Linked DNA regions of Homo sapiens: region 2 is linked to region 1. A link is an interaction called in ENCODE POLR2A ChIA-PET data of the cell type or tissue named here. Cell type or tissue: B cell. All regions are shown on one strand. Links, peaks and the distances in the headings refer to the core of each region. The heading gives the core; the rest is flanking DNA. Region 1 overlaps RAD23B (RAD23 nucleotide excision repair protein B). Region 2 has its middle 22 kb from the start of RAD23B.

Region 1 (2,919 bases), core at 215-2,714:
TGTTGGCCAGGCTGGTCTCGAACTCCTGATCTTAGGTGATCCGCCTGCCTCGGCCTCCCAGAGTGCTGGGATTACAGGTGCGAGCCACTGTGCTGGCCTCTCTAGTTCTTTTTACAAGTCATTTGCCTTTGGACTTTTAAGATCTAAAAAGTATCACATTGCTTATGGGTATTTTTTTGAGATTGTATAATTTAACTAGGAAACATGATTTTAGGAGTCATAGTGTAATGATTAGGTGTGGAGACTCTTGACTGTCAGCCTGTGTTTGTATCTCTGCACCATGACTTAATACTTTTACGAATTTTTTTTTTTTTTGGAGACAGTCTTGCTCTGTCGCCAGACTGGAGTGCAGTGGCGTGATCTTGGCTCACTGCAATCTCCGCCTCCGGGGTTCAAGCAATTCTCCTGCCTCAGCCTCCTGAGTAGGTGGGACTACAGGCACGTGCCACCATGCCCAGCTAATTTTTTTTGTATTTTTAGTAGAGGCGGGGTTTCACCATGTTGGCCAGGATGGTCTCGATCTCCTGATCTCGTGATCTGCCCGCCTCGGCCTCCCAAGTGCTGGGATTACAGGCGTGAGCCACCATACCTAGTCTTTACCAAATTATTAATCTCTCCAAGCTGTACCCTCCTCATCTTTTAAAGGAGTTGAAATTAAACCTTTCTTATGAAGTAGTGAGAGAGAACTAAATGAGAAACACCATGTTAAAATAGTGCAGTTCTGATTTTTTGTAGCTCGTAATTTCGTTTGTATTGATACTGATTTCTGTATCTGGGAATTAGGTTACTGAACATGTATTGCTACTTGAGTTGCTTTGTGCTCGAATTATATCAGTAGATAAGAAAATAAATAATTAAAATTTATTGTTTTATGGGATGGGAAAAGGAAAGTCATTATTTTAAGCAAGATATCAAATGCTTAATCTGTTTGTGATATTTGGGGGTTTTTAGCTATTAAACACCTTTATTTTTGAAAATTCTGCAGAAAAAAATTATTCAACAGATACTCGGTTTCAGCTGTGTATCAGGGAAACATGCAGAATGACATGGTTTCCTGCACAGTCAAACTTGCATTCAGTTGGGGCAAGAAAAAAATAATGAAACATTAAAAAAAAAAAAAGATAAGTGATATTAACACAAAGGGCTTCCCTAAAGAAAAAACAGAAGGCTACCTAGGATGACTAGGCAATGCCTTTTAAATATGGAACTGAAGCATGTTGAAGGAACTGGCCATCTAAGATGGCTGGTGTTGTGTAAAGGCCCTGGGGCAGGAAAAGGTGTGGCCTGCTGAAGTAACACCGGGAAGATGAGTGTGGTGGGTGGAGGATTGTTGAGGGCTGGGAGCCAGAAATAAAATGAGGGGTTTTGCGCACACGCGTGCGTGTGTGTGTGTGTGTGTGTGTGTGTTTACTTGACTTTTGCAACTGGCTGAAGAACAGATTATAGATATGGAGACAAGAGTTGGAAACAGGGTGTAATCCCATCTAGAGACTGTTGTGGGCTTGTCTTCAGTGATGACAGTAGAGAATGAAGAGATGGGTTTGGGGTGTAATTTAGAGATAGGACCTACCAGGTATGCTGGTAAGTGAGGTGTGGAAGGAAGAGGAAAAGGAACTGAAATCACCAGGGTTTTTGTCCAAGTGCTTAGGTAAATAGAGGTGCCATTTGTTTAAAGAGAGCAGACAGACAATGGTGGGACACATTTGAGAGGGAAATCTGAATTGCAATTAGTTGAGGAATGAGTGGAATGTGAGAAAGTGGACACATGTTCAATAGCTATGGCTGTGATGAGAAGACAGCAGATGGTTCCTCAAAGAGGAATTAGGATGAAGTCAAAGGTGGGAGGTGTGTTTTTGTTTTAGAGTGAAATATAGGACATAGTTAACTACTGACCCAGGATAATTACACAGAGGGGTAAAGATGTTGGTGGAGAAGAGGGAGGATAACCAAATCCAGTTTGGTTTGAGTGTGAGGCAACAATAAAGGTAATGGTCCCCAGAACACAAGCAGAAGAAAGGATAGTTTTAAGTGAGGTAAGTTTATGAGGAAAATAGGTTTCATTTATTCAGAGTGTTGTCTGTATTGAGAGGAGGGAGCATAGGAGTCTGTAAGAAGTGACTTGGAATATTAGCGCTTTGGGCATTTTACCAACTTTGTATAGTGTACAAGATTTTAACTTTCTAGCTCCTAACCTCTCTTTCCCCCGTTTCAGTTATATAAGGTATCAAAGGGAAACTGTGAACTTGTTCCATCGGAGTTGATGGTTTGAAATACCATCCCTTCCCCAGCATGTTTTCAGAATTTGGTGTCTCTTCTTACCAGTTGCCTTCCCTGACCTCCTGCTAATTCTCCCTTACCTTCATACCTCATTTTTCTATTGTACTCTGAAACATATTATATGAGTTTCCTGTTGCTACTGTAGTAAGTTACCACAAACTTATTGGTGTAGAACAACACAGATTAACTGTCTTCTAGTACTGTAGGTTAGAAGTGTGACACAGGGCTCACTGTACTAAAATCAGGGAGCCGGCATTCCTTTTTGGAGACTCCGGGGAAGAATTTTTTTCCTGATCCTGTCCTACCATACCTTGGCTGGTAGCCCCTTTCTGCATCTTCAAAGGCAACAGCATAACATCTCTCATCCTGGTTTTGTCTCCTCCTCCTCACACCTGTTTCTCTGACCCTCTCATCTGCCTCCTCCTACTACTATTAAGGATTCATGTCATTACACTGGACCCACCTGGATAATCCAGAATGAGGTCTCTGTCTTAAAGTCAGCTGATTAGCAACCTTAATTTTATCTATAACCGCAATTTCCCTTTGCCTTGTAACCTATTTATAGGTTCCAGGGATCAAACCAGAGGGCATCTTTGGGGGACCATTACCTACTACATATATGTTGTAATTTATACTGTTACT
Region 2 (2,919 bases), core at 245-2,744, 56 kb before region 1:
TTCACACGTAAGTCCCTCATCTGTTTGGAATGATTTTAGTCTATGGTATAGGATATAAATCCAACTGATTTTTTTTTCATTTAATTAATGGTCCCAATATAATGTAACCAAGTAATCTTCCTTTTCTTTATTTGATTGTCACTTTCATCACATAATCTTTTTCAATATTCAATTTGTTCCATTTTGTCCCAGCATCACCTTGTTTGGCATTTTCCAACTTCATATGAAGGTTAAATATTTAATAAGGCATATTGCCTCAAATTATTTCCTTGTAAGTTCCATATGTGATAACTAATATGTTGTTATCACTCCTGTTGAGTTTGAATACTGGTGAAGTGGAATGCTTTTTTATTTTTTATTTTTTGTCTATTTATCTATTTGAGATAGGATCTCGCTCTGTCACCTAGGCTGGAGTGAAATCGGACGATCATAGCTCACTGCAGCCTCGACCTCACCGACTTAAGCGATCTTCCAGTCTCAGCCTTGGAGTGCTTTTTCTTTTCTTTTCTTTTCTTTTTTTTTTGAAGCGGAATCTCACTCTGTTGCCCAGGCTGCAGTGCATTGGCACGATCTTGGCTCACTGCAACCTCCACCTCCTGGATTCAAGCGATTCTCCTGCCTCAGCCTCCTGAGTAGGTGGGACTACACGTGTGTGCCACCACTCCTGACTAATTTTTGTGTTTTTAGTAGAGATAGGGTTTCACCATGTTGGCCAGCCTGGTCTTGAACTCCTGACCTCAATTGATCCACCCGCCTCAGCCTCCCAAAGTGCTGGGATTATAGGCGTGAGCCACCGTACCCAGACGGAGTGCATTTCCAAATGTGTATTTATTGACCACTTGTATTTTTCATTTGTTTGTTGTCTGTCCATATAATTTGGCAAGTTTAGGGCACTCAATTTTTTTTACTGATTTGTAATCACACTCTATTAATTGAACATAGCACATGGTTTATCTTTGTCTTTATTTTAATTTTTCATAGCTGGAATATTTGACCCACCTATAACTGGCCGAATTTCTGCATTAGGAACTTGCTATTATTGGAGCATCCATTCTTTTCCCACTGATTTGAAATGTCACTTTTATCGCCTTGTGTTTATAACTCTAAGATCAGGCTGCTGCCATTCATACACCACAAACCTCTTTACCACGGTTTTCTATAAGGTTGTGAGTGAACTGGAACAGTGGCCTTTAACACATGGTAAATGGCATATAAGTGATAGCTCTTATTATTGCACTGGCTAAAAGATCTCTCCCTTTGTGGTTTTGTTTGTTTCCACTTCCCCCTTTATTTGGTGAGAACAACAAGCTCAGTAAGGCTCAACCTTTGCTCTTTGAATCGGTTCAGTTACTCACCTCCCTAGAGGCAGTTTAGAAACTCCCTCGAGCAGAATAAATGAAGCTCTCCTAATTCTTTGTTTTGATGTTTCTGCCCACACCCACACTCCTGACACTGTCAAATATTCCAGCCTCTGACTTTGGGATCCTAAGAGATGCTGTGGGATTTAACTGCGGAGGTGACACATTCAATGTATAATGGTAACCTGAAGGGGCACTGATCCCACTGAACTCCTTAGCTCCCAGCTTAGGAACTGACTGTGGCAAATTTCAGTTAGCAAGTACATCTAGCACAGTGAAGGCTAGCAATTTCTGAAGTCCTTCAGTTCACTTCCCAGCCCCTAGTTCTGTGAATTGCCTCAGGGCTGGCTCCTAACAGCTGTGCCTGGGCTCTGAGCTTGGAATTTTCTTCTTTGAACTCATACAGAAAAATTTACGTGTTTTCTTTTTTTTCTGTCAATCTATTTCCAGATGCTTTATAGCTTTCAGAACTATAGCTGAGTACAATCTACCAAAAACGTAGTGGTTTAAAACAACAATTTATTATTATCTTATGAGCCTCTGTGTTGACTGAGTTTAGCTGAGCTGTTCTTCTGGTCTCACTTCTGGTCTCTCATGCAGTCATAGATAGCAGCTAGGACGGCAGTCCTCTGGAGGCTGTGCTGCATGGAGACATCCAAGATGACTTCTCTCACATGTCTAGCAACTTGATGCTTCTCCACATGGCCTGTCTCCTCATCCTTAGGGGTATCTCATCCTCCAGGGTTTCTACACATGACCACTTTCTACAGCGTGGTAGCTGGATGCATACATTATGGTCCGCTTTCATGAGTGCAAAAAAGGAAGGTGCCAGGACTTTTAAAGGCTTAAATCCAAAATGCTACAGCATCACTGTCACTGCATTTTATTGATTAAAGTCCACCTGCAATATGGGAGGAGACTACACAGAGGAATAAGTACCAACAAGCGTGGTTCACTGGGATCATTTTTGTATAACTATCACATCACTTTGTTTTGGTTTCCAAAGCTGTTGTGTTTTGGGACGTTTTTTGAAATTACTTCAAAAAGATTTAGAGGAGAAAAAAATGAACTCAGTTTTAATTCACCATCTTAAAGTGGGAATCCAGTATTTGTTTTGAAAATGGCTGTAGAAATTATTTTTTGGTATTTGTGTTATTCTCTTTTTACTATGTGCATTGTGTAATACAACATATACAATAATCTCATTTTCTAATCCTGTCAACATCACTTAATTGAAAAAATATGGTTTTCTTTGAAAATAAAATCTCTCAGAATAAGAATATATTCAATTCTTTAATTCAATAAACATTTAAAAAAATCCCTTATATGCTGGGTCCTATAATCAAGGTACAGAGTGACTAATATTTTCAATTTGATTCAATGATCAGTAATCATAAAGCATTCTTTTTTTTAAAAGTACATTAAGCTCTTATTAAATTTATGGAACTATAGGGGTATAAAGGATTTTAAGGCAGTGTTGTCCTCAGGGAGCCTTAAAATAGGAATAGTTATTAAATGTAATAAAAATGAACATGTTGTGCACACACAAAAGACATTCTTG

Evidence for each region. ChIA-PET counts read pairs that join two places held together with the same protein. Peaks named below come from ENCODE experiments on the same cell type or tissue, not always from the same donor. Only the 100,000 strongest peaks of a DNase experiment are listed, where the experiment ranks them.
Region 2: POLR2A ChIA-PET joins it to region 1 with 8 read pairs; 8 of 35 experiments call an interaction of 5 or more read pairs at or near these places.

Annotation. Positions count from the first base shown.
Region 1 is chr9:107,315,715-107,318,633 of GRCh38, forward strand. All of the region lies in intron 5 of RAD23B (RAD23 nucleotide excision repair protein B), which reads left to right. Among named protein-coding and RNA genes, the nearest start is that of RAD23B, 34 kb to the left of the region's middle. In B cell, for the core only: no CTCF peak of the experiment used is centred there; a DNase peak (open chromatin) is centred at 1,576; H3K27ac peaks cover 598 bases.
Region 2 is chr9:107,259,337-107,262,255 of GRCh38, forward strand. No RefSeq gene overlaps it. Among named protein-coding and RNA genes, the nearest start is that of RAD23B, 22 kb to the right of the region's middle. In B cell, for the core only: no CTCF peak of the experiment used is centred there; DNase peaks (open chromatin) are centred at 1,305 and 1,995; H3K4me3 peaks cover 1,100 bases; H3K27ac peaks cover 504 bases.